Linked DNA regions of Homo sapiens: regions 2 and 3 are each linked to region 1. The links are chromatin contacts, found by Hi-C or POLR2A ChIA-PET in ENCODE. All regions are on one chromosome and are shown on one strand. Each heading gives the region's core, a stretch centred on a gene start or an enhancer-like site at or near the end of the contact. The rest is flanking DNA. Distances are from core to core; before and after follow the strand shown.

Region 1 (4,745 bases), core at 687-3,186:
TCTCTACTTAAAAATAACAAAAAAATTAGCCAGGCATAGTGTCACATGCCTGTAGTCCCAGCTACTCAGGAGGCTGAGGCACAAGAATCCTTTGAACCTGGGAGGTGGAGGTTGCAGTGAGCCGAGACCACACTGCTGCACTCCAGACTGGGTGAGAGACACTGTCTCAAAAAAAAAAAAAAAAAAAAAAAAAAGAGAGTGAAAAAGAGTGATAGGCGAAGCATGCACTTGTAACTTTGTAACTCTAAGATAATCAGGTAGTAATCAGATGAGTGAGACTCTCATGGGTAACATGACTCCTTTTACAAATAGTCTGCCATCATCAAATACAACCTGCAAAAAGAAAAAAAAAATTCCCATTATACAGCTCATGTTTTTTGTGGTTTGTCTGTTTGTTGAGACAGGGTCTCAATCTGCCACCCAGGCTGGAGTGCAGTGGTGCATTCACAGCTCACTGCAGCCTCGACCTCCTGGCCTCCATTGATCCTCCCACCTCAGCCTCCTGAGTAGCTGGGACCACAGGTGCATCCCAGCATGCCTGGCTACTTTTGTATTTTTTGTAGAGTCAGGGTCTCCCTATGTTGCCTAGGCTGGTCTCTAACTCCTGGTCTCAAGGGATACTCTTGCCTTAGCCCCCGCAAAGTGCTGGGATTACAGGTGTGAGCCACTGCATCCGGCCCGCATTTTCTTATTGTCTCTTTAAACTGCTTAAAATCAAAGAAGCCATAGGAATTGAGTATGTGAGCTCTCAGAAATGAAATGAATGTGTATAAAATATGGTTTTGTTTCTAAATTATCTAACTGAACTTGGTTATTGCTGCACCTAATAATCTTCTATTAAGAAAACTAGGATACGGGAGAAAGAACACTGGCCTGGGAGATAAGACTCCTGAGTTCTACTATGAGCAACTCTACCCACAAAGCCAGTGACCCGGTCAAGTCACCCACCTGCTAAGGCCCAGTCTCTTCCCCTAGCAACTGAGGCAGCAAGAGAGAATCCCTGCAGACTGTTCCTGCATTACTACCAGTCTCCAGGGCAGATCTAAGGGGGGAATCAGCAGACACTTAAATGAGAGAACAGAGGCGCTGACGGACGTTTAGAGGAGGTCGAAATCTGGAGCACGGAAAGGAGGAGGAAGGGCTGTTAGGGGTTAGCGGGGAGTGGAGACGACGTCCGCAGCTGAGGCTGGTGACACCCTCCAGGCCCCCATAAGCCTCGTCCTCCCAGATTTCCCATGCAGCGCCTGTTCGGTGCAGCCGGACCCTGCCCTCAAACCCAAACACACGTCTCTCCTGCAAGCGATCGAGACCCTCCCCCTGCCCCACACTCTAAGGTCCCCAACACACGGTGACTTCACTCAGGCCCTTCTCGCTCCGGGCCCGAAAACCCAAGACCTACCCTTCTGGGGCTCCGCAGCCTCTGCCCCACGGCTCCCGAGAGGCCGGGGCGGGGCTGCTGTCGCTGGCGCGCGTCTGCTCGCGAGGTCCCCTCCTGTCCACCTCACTAAGGTTGTTCTGCTCCCGAGGGGCCCGGGCCGGGCCTAAGGGGCAAATCCAGGCGGGTGTCCTTCCCGGGACCCAGATCCGCCTCCCTCGGGCTCACCGTACAGCGGCAGCCTGGGCCAGGCCGCCAGGACACACACGGGCCAGGCCCGCGTCCCGCCGCCCCTTCGCCTCCGCCGCCACCTCCGCCACCTCCCGTCCGGCCCCTCTGGCCCCAGCGCCGCCGGCTCCGGGGCTCAAGCTCGGGGGTCCCCGCTCAAGCCTCCACCCGGCCCGCGCGAACCCTGGCCTGCACACCCCCGCGCCCGCCTAGGTGCTGGCCCGGGCGCTCAACCTCCAGCCCCGCAGGCTCCGCGATTCTCGTCCACTGGAGGCCAAAGCCTGGGAACTAGAGCAAGCGGTGACCTGAGGACGCACAGGAAGCGAGGGCAGTGCAGCGGCGGCGCGCATGCGCGAACACGCACACAGAGAGAGGTGCACACGCGCAGGAGTGCACCGGAAGTCAGCCTCCGGGGCCCACAGCTGGTCCCAGGACAAGCACCCTACTCTATTTCCCATGAGCCTACGCGCCCCCCAAGTTTAGGGGCCGTTTTAAATGTCTCTACCCTGCCTAAAGGTTAAGAAGCTCCAGGCTATGAGCTTTGGGAGCTCTGAACCCCTGATTGAACTTCGCATTTGTCTTTACTCCCTTTTAGGGTCAAGTCCAGGGCTGCCTGACTGGGTCCTGGAGCCCAAGGCCTCTGGGTTAGAACCGAGTTTCCCATAAAGAGAAGGAAAGGAAAGGGTGTATCGTGGTCACTGCGCTGAAATGCTAAGAGAAGTTTCACTCAAATACTAGGACAGGATAAATGCCCAGCGATGCTTTCCAAGGAAGAGAAAGAAAATAGAATTTGTGGCTGGGCGCGGTGGCTCACGCCTATAAATCCCAGCACTTTGGGAGGCCGAGGCGGGCGGATCGCGAGGTCAAGAGATAGAGACCATCCTGGCCAACATGGTGAAATCCCTTCTCTACCAAAAATACAAAAATTAGCTGGGAGTAGTGGCGTGTGCCTGTAATCCCAGCTACTCGGGGGCTGAGGCAGGAGAATAGTTTGAACTCGGGAGGTGGAGGTTGCAGTGAGCCGAGATCGCGCCCCTGGACTCCAGCCTGGCGACGGAGCGAGACTCTGTAGCTTTTCTAGATCACACAGCGAATGCCTAAAAACTGTAGAGAAATCAGGAAATACACAGATCGAACGAAGAAAAGAGATACCTGTGATCTCACCTTCCCCAGGAGGATTATGTTTAGGGTTAGGTTATGTTGACCAAAAAGACTCAAAGTCTGTCAAGAGTTTTATTCTGGGCCTCCTACTTGAGTGACCATGGCTGGTGACACAGCCTCAGGGGGTCCTGAGAACGTGAGCCCAAAGTGGTTGGGTTACAGCTTGGTTTTATACATCTTAGGGAGACAGCAGTTACAGGCAAAGACATAAATCAATACATGAGAGGTACACATTGGGTCAGCCTGGAAAGGCTTTCAGGTCACTAGCAGATTCAAAGATTGGCAGTTGGTTCAGAGTTAAGCGTTGGCTGAACAGTTGGAAAACGACATGAAGAAATGGGCCATTGCGGTGGCTCATGCCTGTGATCCCAGCATTTTGGGAGGGTGAGCTGGGAGGATCCCTTGAGGCCAGGAGTTGAAGGACAGCCTGGGCAACACAGCGAGACCCCCACCTCTACAAAAAAAAAAATTATCCAGGTGTGGTGGTGCATGCCTGTAGTCCCAGCTACTCAGGAGGCTGAGATGGGAGGATTGCTTGAGCCTGGGAAGTTGAGGCTACAGTGAGCCATGATGGTGCCACTGCACTCCAGCTTGGGCAACAGAGAAGAAAAGAAAGAGAGAAAGAGAGGGAGGAAAAGAGAGAGAGGAAGGAGGGAAGGAAGGAAAAGAAAGAGGGAGGGAAAGAAAAGAAAAGCTTGAGTTAAGATAAGGGGCATTGTGGAAACCAAGGTTCTTGTTATGTAGATGAAGCCTCAGAACAGGCTTCAGAGAGAATAGATGATAAATATCTCTTATTGGATCTTAAAAGGTGTCAGAATCTCCAGAAAAGACTTCTTTTCTGTAAGGGAAGGAGATTCTCTACAGAATGCAAATTTCCCCCAAAGAGATGGCTTTGCAGGACTATTTTAAAGTGTGTCAAAGAAAATATATTATGGGATAAAATACTATGATTTCCTTCAGGGACTGCTATCTGTCATGTGATGCTATATCAGAGTCTGGATGGAGTTGGGTATCTTACTGATACAAAGAGCCTGTTCTGTCAGTCTTATGATCTGTATTCTAGTGTTAATGTTGGTCAGCTGTGCCTAAACTCTGAAGGGAGGAGAGTATGACAAGGCATGTCCGACCCCCTCCTTCCCATCATGACCTGAATTAGTTTTTCATGTTTATTTTGGATCTTGCTGGCCGACAGGGGAGTCCATTCAGTCAGTTGTGGGGGCTTAGAATTTTATTTTTGCTTTACAATTAAAATGTCAGTTTTCAAAAATGGGATCATAAGGACAATGATTCATCACAATTTTTTGGTGAACTCTAACAGTGTTCTTAGTGTTCTTGCCCAGTTGTTTCATAAAAACTGGTAAGGAAAAGACTAAAAATAAATTCTTCTGATGCCAGGAACCGTGGCTCATGCCTGTAATCCCAGCACTTTGGGAGGCTGAGGCAGGTGGATCATGAGGTCAGGAGACCAAGACCATCCTGGCCAACATGGTGAAACCCTGTCTCGACTAAAACACAAAAAATTAGCTGGGTGTGGTGGTGCGCGCCTGTAGTCCCAGCTACTTGGGAGGCTGAGGCAGGGCAATCACTTGAACTGGGAGGCGGAGATTGCAGTGAGCCGAGATCACGCCACTACACTGCAGCCTGGCGACAGAGCAAGACTCCACCTCTAAATAAATAAATAGATAAATAAATAAATTCTTCTGTTAACCTAGAATATTCTCTCCACAAATTCAGAAAATAAAGAAAACAATTTTATTATTGAATAAACATTAAACCAAACTGTGATGCCCATCGCAGGTGATCCATTAATGAGATGCAAAGAGAAATAAAGCCTCCTTTTTTTTTTTTTTGAGACAGAGTCTTGCTGTGTCACCCAGGCTGGAGTGCAGTGGTATGATCTCGGCTCACTGCAACCTCTGCCTCCCCAGTTTAAGCGATTCTGCTGCCTCAGCCTCCCAAGTAACTGGGACTACAGGCACAT
Region 2 (4,745 bases), core at 1,618-4,117, 400 kb after region 1:
AGGTTGCGGTGTGCCGAGATCACATCTGCACTCCTGCCTGGGCAATAAGAGCGAAACTCCGTTTCAAAACAAACAAACAAACAAAAACAAGAACAACAAAAACTCCTGGGCTCAAGTGACCCTCCTGCCTTGGCTTCCCATACAATCTCAAAGTGCTGGGATTGTAGGCATGAGCCACCCCACCAAACCAAACATTATTTACTGGGAAAATGGTGGGTTGGGTAGCAACTCAACCCTGCATATTACAATTCAGTTTCAAGCACAGGTTGGCTATGGACACGGGAGTTCAGCAATGCTAAAGGAAAGCATTCTCTGAGAATCAACTGACTATGGAATTTACAAACAAAAAGAGCATTGTGTGTTTTATCATTATTTGCAATTGATACGATACACACGCTTCATACCAGTAACATTTATAATAAATGTGTGTGTATATATGCAGTCCTTCCCAAGCCGATTGTTAAACATGTACCATCAGCCTGACCATTAGGATATGTACTTCCTGGCTTTGCTTTATAATGTAACCACGTTTAGATTTTCCGTTGACCTAAATAGAGGTTACCCAGGCACCTCAGAGTCCAGAGCAGTATCTGGCACATAGTAGGTATTTACAATCATGCAATAAGCCAACCATCCACGCCATATATGATAGTGGTCCTCTAAGATTATAATACCGTAAGATTATAATACTATATCTTTACGTTTTTTTTTTTTGAGATGGAGTCTCACTCTGTTGCCCAGGCTGGAGTGCAGTGGCGTGATCTCAGCTCACTGCAAGCTCCGCCTCCTGGGTTCATGCCATTCTCCTGCCTCAGCCTCCCGAGTAGCTGGGACTACAGGCGCCCGCCACCACGCCCGGCTATTTTTTTTGTATTTTTAGTAGAGACGGGGGTTTCACCGTGTTAGCCAGGATGGTCTCGATCTCCTGACCTCGTGATCCGCCAGCCTCGGCCTCCCAAAGTGCTGGGATTACAGGCGTGAGCCACCGCGCCCGGCCTACCTTCTCTTTTCTACGTTTAGATACGTAAATACTTACCATTGTGTTACAATTGCTCATAGTATTCAGCACATTAACATGCTGTTAAAGGTTTGTAGCTTAAGAGCAACAGGCTGTACCATCCAGGTTTGTGGAATTACACACTATGATGTTCACACAAGGATGAAATTGCCTAACAATGTATTTCTCAGAAGGTATCCCCTTTCCCAAGCGATGCATGACTGTATTTAAGATGCGCTGGCAGCGGTGGCTCAGACCTGTAATCCGAGCACTTTGGGAGGCTGAGGTGGGAGGATTGCTTGAGGCCAGGCGTTTGAAACCAGCCTGCGCAATACAGTGAGACTCGTTTCTACAAAAATAAAAAATAAAATAATAAAGGATATTGCTGAGCTGGGTGTGGTGACTCATGCCTGTAATCTCAGCACTTTGGGAGGCTAAGGTGGGAGGATTACTTGAAGCCAGGAGTTCGAAACCAGCCTGGGTAACATGGCAAAACCCTGTCTCCTATAAAGTACATTAATACAAAAATTAGCTGGGCATGGAGGCTCGCGCCTGTAATCCCGGCTACTCGGGAGACTGAAGCAGGAGAATCACTTGACCCCGGAGGCTGAGGCTGCAGTGAGTCATGGCTGTGCCACTGCACTCGAGCCTGGGCAACAGAGTAAGACCCTGTCTCAAGAAAAAAAAAATGTCCCTGGAGTAGATAACTTGAGGAACACTAATTTTACCGAAACAACCGACAATGGCAATGCAATTCTGAGCCTTTGCTATAAAATGGCAGAAAAAGTCAGGAGGAAGTTTGCGTATGTTATTTTTCCCTGCCACTTGCTTTTTAGTCTTTGCAAACCTTTCTCAAATCCTTTTAGAACACGGTATGACATTTCTTTCTGTTTTTAAGCAACAACTATAAGAACTACCACTGACTGAGTGCTTAGGTAACGCCCAATATATTTCACGTAGAATCTCATCAACAGGCCGGGCACCATGGCTCACGCCTGTAATCCTAGCACTTCAGGAGGCTGAGGCGGACGGATGGATTGAGCCCAGGAGTTTGAGACCAGCCTGGGTAACATAGGGAGACCCCTCTTCTCCAAAAAACAACAAACTCTCATAAATCTGTAAGAGGTGACATAGTAAAAACTCTGAAACAACACTCTTTTAATATTTTATCAATTTCCTCCCCATTCGTTTATTTATTTATGCAGCCACTGACCCAGGCATGGTCATCCCTGCTGGGGGCGGACACAGCCCGCGCCCCCAGGTTCGAGGACACCCAATGTTTAGAAAACGGACCCTGCGAATCCCACCGGCCCCACGTGGACTCTCGGAGGCTCCCTCCTCCCTTTGGAGCATTGAAGAACGCGCACAAATCCAGCTTCCACCCGTCACTCGCGCACCCGACATTGGGCAGGCGACCCCACCGCCCCGGAACATCCCGGCGCAGCCGTCGCGAGGAGGCAACCGACCCCGCCGCGCCACCGGAAGGCGCCTCGCGGCGAGTTGTGCGCACGCGCAATGTGCAACGCCGCGCCGCCAGCGGGCGCTGCGGCCAGGCTCGCGTGGTGGGGGAGGGGAGCTGCCGCGCCGGGGCCGGACCACGTGCGCACCACGTGGCGCCCCGGCAGCCCCGGTGCGCAGTAGGGCGGTCCGGCTGGCCACGCTGCGCAGCCAGCAGTCCCCGAGGGTGGCGGGGCCGGTCTCACAGCCGGCGACCCCGCGCCCGCTGACCTCTGACCTCCGACCCCACTCCCCTTAGGGTTACCCCTCGCCGGCAGCCGCGCCGTGTGTTTATAAACAGAGCTCCCGGCGGGCCCCAAAGCCCGGATCGGCGGATTCACGCGAGGGGAACGGAGCCTTCCGCAAGTCTGCGCCGGCCGCGCATGCGCCTTAAGGTTGCGCCACGCTGCTCCTCCTGCGCTTGCGCAGTGGCGGCGCAGGGCGGGCCGCGAGCAGGGCCCGGGGCGGGGCCGGGCTCTGTGGCCGGGCAGGGGAGGGGCGCGGAGAGGCGCCCTCGCCCTTCCCAGCCCTGCTCCTCGCCTTGCGGAGGGTTCACCTGCTGCGTGTCCTTGCGCAGGCCGGCCACTGGCCTCTGAGCCCGGGCTCTCGCCTGCAAAGTGGGGCCTCTGTGGGTGGTCGTGGAGGTGCAGTGGTGACCTGGATGGAGGGCGGCATCGGGCCCCGCAGTGCCCCCTTGGGCAGCTGCACCCAGCAGCTAAGAGGCCCCCTCGAGACACATCAGTCCTAGGGAGGAGCATACCATGCAGTACGATTTAGCCTTAAAATGGGTGGAGTGCAGTTTATGTTGTGTATATCTATATATCTCTAATTTAAAATTTTTACTTTTATTTTTCAGACAGGGTCTTGTTCTGTTGCCCAGGCTGGAGTGCAATGGTGGCATTACAGCTCACTGCAGTCTCCACCTCCCGGACTCAGGCGTTCCTCCTACCTCAGCCTCCCAAATAGCTGAGACCACAGGCAGGCATCACCACACCCAGCTAATTTTTTTTTTCTTTTTTGAGACGCAGTCTTGCTTTGTTGCCCAGGCTGGAGTGCAGTGGTACGATCTCGGCTGACTGCAGCCTCTGCCTCACGGGTTCAAGCGATTCTCCTGCCTCAGCCTCCTGAGGAGCTAGGATTACAGGCGTGCACTAACACGCCCAGCTAATTTTTTTGTATTTTTAGTAGAGACGGGGTTTCACCATGTTGGCCAGGCTAATCTCGAACTTCTGACCTCAGGTGATCTGCCTGCCTCGGCCTCCCAAAGTGCTGGGATTATAGGCGTAAGCCACCGTGCCTGGCTATGTTTTTTTCTATTTTTGGCAGAGATTAGGTCTTGCTATGTTGCCCAGGCTGGTCTTGAACACCTGGGCTTAAGCGATCTTCTCACCTTAGCCTCCCAAAGTTTTGGGATTACAGATGTGAGCCACCTTGCCTGACCTATATTTTTAATTTAAAAATTTTTAATTGTTAATTTTTATGGGTACATAGTAGGTGTATAGATTTATGGGACACATGAGATCTTTGTATTATAATTACATTAGGGTAAATGGGGTTTCCATCACCCCCAGCATTCATCATTTCTGTGTGATGAACATTCCAATTGCACTCTCTTGGTTATTCTAAAATGTACAGCAAATTAGTGCTGACTGTGGTCACCCTGCTGTGCTAGAAAATTCTAGATCTTACTTATGTATCTAACTATATTTTTGTACCCAGCAACCATCCCCTTTTCCTAGTCCCCCCCACTACCCTAATGTTTTGTATATTTTATCACAACTTTATTTTATTATTATTATTTTTTGAGACAGAGTTTCGCTGTGTTGCCCAGGCTGAAGTGCAGTGGCCTGATCTCAGCTCACTGCAACCTCTGCCCCCTGGGTTCAAGCGATTCCCATGTCTCAGCGTCCCAAGGAGCTGGATTACAGGCCACGCGAGGCTAATTTTGGTATTTTTAGTAGAGACAGGGTTTCACCATCTTGGCCAGGCTGGTCTTGAACTCCTGACTTCAGGTGATCCACCTGCTTTGGCCTCCCAAAGTGCTGGGATTACAGGCATGATCACAATTTTAAAAAGGAAGGAGATTCTGACACACACTTCAACATGGATGAACCTTGAGGACATGGTGCTGAGTGAAATAAGCCAGACACAGAAGGACAGACCACGCATGATTCTGCTTATATGGGGTTCCTAGAGCCATCAGATTCATAGGTACAGAAAGTAGAATGGTGCTTACCAGAGGCTGCGGGCT
Region 3 (4,745 bases), core at 1-2,500, 360 kb after region 1:
CAGGCAGCAGGGACTGGGGTCAAGGTGACCTCAGTAACCCAGCTGGGTGGAGCTGGGGTGGGAGTGGCCCTGCGAGCCCAGGCTTGTGGGGTTAGCGGTCAGGGGTGACTCCGGGGGGGCCTAGGAAGTGGGGGTCGCGGTTAACCTTGCGTGTTTAGGCAGGGTAGGGACGTAGATGACCCCAGGGATCCAGGCCAGTGGGAGTTCAGAATGACCCCGGAGTCCAGGCCGATGGGAGCTGGGGAGCAGCAGGGATCTGGGTCAGGGGTCTAAGAGGCCCAGCCAGATGGGCTTGGGGTATGGGTGGCTCCAGGAGCCCAGGCCGGTGGGAGATGAGGTCAGGGGTGACCCCAGGAGCCGCAAGGTGTGGGTCAGGGCTGACCCCAGAGTCCAGGCCGGTGGGGGTCGGGGGCGACGGGGTATCCAGACCGGGGAAAGTGGAGGAGATCCTCAGGCTGGAGCCTCCAGGATCGGGGTCGGGGTGATCCTAGGGAGCCAGGAGGCGGGGGTCGGGGTTGACCCCGGAGTCCAGGCCGGTCGGGGGTTACCGGGGGTGGGCCGGGGGGTGGGGGTCGAGGCCGAGGAAGCTGGAGGGGGATCCCCAGGCCCGGGCCTCAGAGATCGAGGTCGTGGGCGAGCCCCGGGTGCGGGCGGCGGGGGTCGCGGGGCCACTCACTGCTTGGGCAGCTGCAGGGCGGGCGCGCCGCGTCTCTGGAAGGCCCCGTCCACGAAGACGCCGTTCTTGCCGAGGCAGCGCAGGTAGAAGTGCGGCTCCTGGAAGCTGAGCTGCAGGTGGCGCCGCGAGATGAAGCTGGACAGGCCCATGCTCAAGTCCACCGAGCCCTGCGACGAGTTGCGGCCGATGGTGACGCTGGGCTGGCGCATGAGGAACTCGAACTCGCGGCCCTCCAGCCGCGCCAGCGCCGGCCCCGGGCTCTGCCGTACCGAGGCGGCCGCCGCGGCCACCAGGGCCGGCGCCGCGCCCGCGACCGCGGAGTCCCCGGATACCCCGGAGGAGCCCCCGGAGGAGCCCGCGCCCGCGATCGCGCCCGGAGGCAGCGGCGGTGGCGGCGGCGGCGGCGGCCCGGGCGGAGGCTGGGGCTGCGCGGGGGCCGGCGGGGGTGCGGCCGCGGGGAAGGCGGCGGCGGCGGCTGCGGCGCACAGCACTGGGCTGCAGGGCGCCGAGCGCAGCGCGAGCAGGGCGCGGGCGCCGCTGTCCTCGCCGACTTCGGCCATGTTCGCGCGGCTCCGAGCGGCCTCCGGCGGCGGCGGCTGCAGCGGCGGCGCGGGGGGCGGGGAGGTCGGGGCGCTGGGCGGGCGCGGAAACCCGGGCCAGATCGCGCCGGCGCGGAGCGGAGCCTCCCAGCCCACCGTGCGCCTCGCCTCGCCCGCCCGCCGGTCCCGCCCAGCGTAGCCCACGTGGCGCGCGCCAGCGCGGGGCTGGGGGCGAGGCCTGTGCCGGGAGGGCCGGCGGGCCCCCGGGAGAGCTGGGCCCGGCGCACCTCGTCCCCTCCCCGCGGGGCTGCAGGCGGCGGGCGCCCTTTCCTCCATCCAGGGGGAAGAGGGGACCCCTGAAATGCCCAGCCACAAAGTTTTGAGCCTGGGTCATTGGAGAAAGGGACGGATGACCTCAGCAGTCTCCCCGCCCCAGACACTCCAGGCCCCCAACCCTAAAGTGTAAGATAGACAGAAGATAAAATATATGTGTATTATATACAATACATATGTTTATATTCTAACCTCGCTCTGTCGCCCAGGCTGCAGTGCGGTGGCAAAATCATAGCTCACTGCAGCTTCCACCTCCTGTGCCCAAGTCACCCTCCTGCCTCTGCCTCACAAGTGCCACCACGCCCAGCTAATTTTTTTACTTCTTATAGAGACAGGGTCTTGCTATGTTGGCCAGGCTGGTCTCAAACTCCTGGTCTCAAGTGATCTATCTATCTCGACCTCCCAAAGCACTGGGATTACCCGTGTGAGCCACAGTGCCAGGCCTGATCATTCTTAAGCCCTCAGATTAAAGGTCATCATACTCTACTGTAACTGAAGACCACTTGAGATCCATCCCTGAATCCCTGATCCATCCTTCCTTCCTTCTTTCCTTCCTTCCTTCCTTCCCTTCCTTCCCTTCATTCCTTCCCTTCCCTTCATTCCTTCCTTCCCTCCCTTCTTTCCTTCCTTCCTTCCTTCCCTTCCTCCCTCCCTTCCCTTCCTCTCCTTCTTTCCCTTCCCTTCCTTCCTTTCCTTCCTTCCTTCCCTCCCTCTCTTCCTTCCTCCCTCCCTTTCCTTCCTTCCTTTCCTTTCCTTCCTTCCTTTCCTTCCTTCCTTCCCTCCCTCCCTTCTTTCCTTCCTTCCTTCCCTTCCTCCCTCCCTTCCCTTCCTCTCCTTCCTTCCCTTCCCTTCCTTCCTTTCCTTCCCTTCCTTCCTTTCCTTTCCTTCCTTCCTTCCTTTCCTTCCTTCCCTCCCTCCCTTCCTCCCTCCATTTCCTTCCTTCCTTTCCTTCCTTCCTTCCTTCCTCCTTTCCTTCCTTCCTTCCTTTCTTTCTTCCCTTCCTTCCTTCCTTCTTTTTTTTTTTTTTTGAGACGGAGTTTCGCTCTTGTTGCCCAGGCTGTAGTGCAATGGCGCAATCTCGACTCAACGCAACCTCCACCCCCTGGATTCAAGCAATTCTCCTGCCTCAGCCTCCCAAGTAGCTGGGATTACAGTCATGTACCACCAGGCCCGGCTCATTTTGTATTTTTTTAGTAGAGATGGGGTTTCTCCGTGTTGGTCAGACTAGTCCTGAAAACCCGACCTCAGGTGATCTGCCCGCCTCAGCCTCCCAAAGTCCTGGGATTACAGGCGGGAGCCACCGTGCCCGGCCGCCTGCCTGCCTTCCTTCCTTCCTTCCTTCCTTCCTTCCTTCCTTCCTTCCTTCCTTCCTTCCTTTCTTTCCCTCCCTCCCTCCCTTCCTTCCTTCTCTCTCTTTCTTGTCTTTTTCTTTTGAGACAGGGTCTCACTCTGTCACCCAGGCTGGAGTGCAGTGGTACAATCATAGCTCACTGCAGCCTCAACCTTCAGGGCTCAGGTGATTTTCCCACCTCACCCTCCCAAGTAGCTGGGACTATGAGCCACCATGCCCGACTAATTTTTAATTTTTTTTTTTTTTAAGGCAGAGTCTTAATCTGTCACCCAGGCTGGAGTGTAATGGTGCAGTCTCGGCTCACTGCAACCGATTCTCCTGCCTCAGCCTCCCAAGTCGCTGGGATTACAGGCATCTGCCACCACACCCAGCTAATTTTTGTATTTTTAGTAGAGACGGGGTTTCAACCATGTTGGTGAAGCTGGTCTCAAACTCCTGACCTCAGGTGATCCACCTGCCTCGACCTCCTAAAGTGCTGGGGCTGCAGGCGGGAGCCGCCTCACCTGGCCTTTTTCAATTTTTTTATAGAGACAGGGTCTCATTATATTGCCCAAGTTGGTGTTCAACTTTGGGGCTCAAGCAGTCTGCCACCTCAGCCTCCCCAAATGCTGGGTTACAGGCGTGAGCCACCACGCCCAGCCTATCTCTCTTTCTTTCTGGAGCCCTTCACTCATTCAATATGCTAGATCCAGCTAAGACAGATCTGAGAGAATGCCCCAGAGAGAAATCTTAGCTGAAAACAGGGAGTGGCAAACGTGGGCATCATTGGGATCCCTTTCGGACTTCAGTAGCCTGGTCCTCCATTGCCAGTTCAGGTTCCCCTAAAAAGGCGGTGCAGTTTCCACATTTCCCTCATTTACGAATTATTAAGGGTGGGAAAGGAGACACAGTTCCCTCCCTGGTGGAGCTTATAGTTGAGGGGGAGATGCAGACATAAATCAAAGACACATCCTAGAAAAAGTAAAATCAAGTCACAGCTGTGATACATCCGGTGAGGGACTGGTGCATGGTGACGTGCAAGTGTAAACGAGAGACTGGGCCTGTCTAAGGCAGGAGCTTCCCTGACCTGCACACCCACGCTCCAGTCTGGGGCTGAAATAGGTATTAATCTCATCTCTCAGCCTTGAATATGTGCATGCAGAGATAAGTGTTTGGGAGGCAAGGAAAGCTTTTTTTTTTTTTTTTTTTTTTTTTTTTTGAGACAGAGTCTCGCTCTGTTGCCAAGCTAGAGTGCAGTGGTGCGATCTCGGCTCACTGCAACCTCTGCCTCCAGGGTTCAAGCAATCCTCCTGCCTCAGCCTCCCAAGTAACTGGTACTACAGGTGTGTGCCACCATGCCCAGGTAATTTTTGTATTTTTAGTAGAGATGGGGTTTCACCAGGTTGGCCAGGGTTGTCTCGATCTCTTGACCTCATGATCCACCTGCCTCGGACTCCCAAAGTGCTGGGGTTACAGGCGTCAGCCACCGTGACCGGCCAAGGAACGCATTTTTAGCAGGAGCAGTAACTTGAGTACCTGCTTGATTGAGGTGGGGGGGATGGTAAACAGAGTCAGGGGGCTCCTCCTTGAGGTCTAAGGGATGCCTGATTAGGGAAGTGGTGTGAGACTGTGAGGGTAGTGCCCCTGCCAGGGAACTCTGTGTGATACAGAAGGAAGTATGGGCCGTGGAGGGGTAGGCAGGTGGTCACTGTGTGTGGAACCGAGTGGCCATGTTCAGCTGAACCAGGAGGGAAGAAGGGCTGAGGTGGGTCCTATAGGATCTGGGGCTGATCCTAGAGCAATGGGAAGCCACTGAGGGGCTTTACGTGCAAGACAGCAGGCACACCGACATGCAGTATCTGAAATG

Evidence for each region. A loop is a pair of places that touch in the nucleus more often than their neighbours do. ChIA-PET counts read pairs that join two places held with the same protein, here RNA polymerase II (POLR2A). Pooled maps may share reads with other maps.
Region 2: a map of naive thymus-derived CD4-positive, alpha-beta T cell shows a loop between it and region 1 (18-fold over the local background). The contact joins the enhancer-like site here to the promoter of RBAK in region 1. A Hi-C loop is called at or near these places in 1 of 168 maps with a recorded cell type or tissue (naive thymus-derived CD4-positive, alpha-beta T cell), 7 of 37 single-sample maps with no recorded cell type and 14 of 50 pooled maps. POLR2A ChIA-PET finds 5 or more read pairs at or near these places in 3 of 52 experiments (CD4-positive, alpha-beta T cell, naive thymus-derived CD4-positive, alpha-beta T cell and naive thymus-derived CD8-positive, alpha-beta T cell).
Region 3: a map of CD4-positive, alpha-beta T cell shows a loop between it and region 1 (5-fold over the local background). The contact joins the promoter of FOXK1 here to the promoter of RBAK in region 1. A Hi-C loop is called at or near these places in 3 of 168 maps with a recorded cell type or tissue (CD4-positive, alpha-beta T cell and naive thymus-derived CD4-positive, alpha-beta T cell) and 11 of 50 pooled maps.

The regions. Positions count from the first base shown.
Region 1 is chr7:5,043,051-5,047,795 of GRCh38, reverse strand. It overlaps RBAK (RB associated KRAB zinc finger), which reads right to left and starts at 1,936. Exons shown (of 5, transcript NM_021163.4): 1 at 1,400-1,936. RBAK-RBAKDN (RBAK-RBAKDN readthrough) reads right to left here and starts at 1,936. Exons shown (of 6, transcript NM_001204513.3): 1 at 1,838-1,936. RefSeq lists an enhancer at 1,327-1,436 and a silencer at 1,587-1,796.
Region 2 is chr7:4,639,978-4,644,722 of GRCh38, reverse strand. No RefSeq gene overlaps it. Among named protein-coding and RNA genes, the nearest start is that of FOXK1, 40 kb to the left of the region's middle. RefSeq lists silencers at 2,414-2,803, 2,904-3,103. Within about 2 kb of position 2,867, at least 36 of the 41 ENCODE cell types and tissues checked have a DNase peak (open chromatin) inside an H3K27ac peak, as active enhancers do.
Region 3 is chr7:4,678,800-4,683,544 of GRCh38, reverse strand. FOXK1 (forkhead box K1) reads right to left here and starts at 1,250. Exons shown (of 9, transcript NM_001037165.2): 1 at 677-1,250. The coding sequence starts at 1,236. RefSeq lists enhancers at 1-393, 1,253-1,547, 1,749-2,249 and silencers at 950-1,019, 1,170-1,539.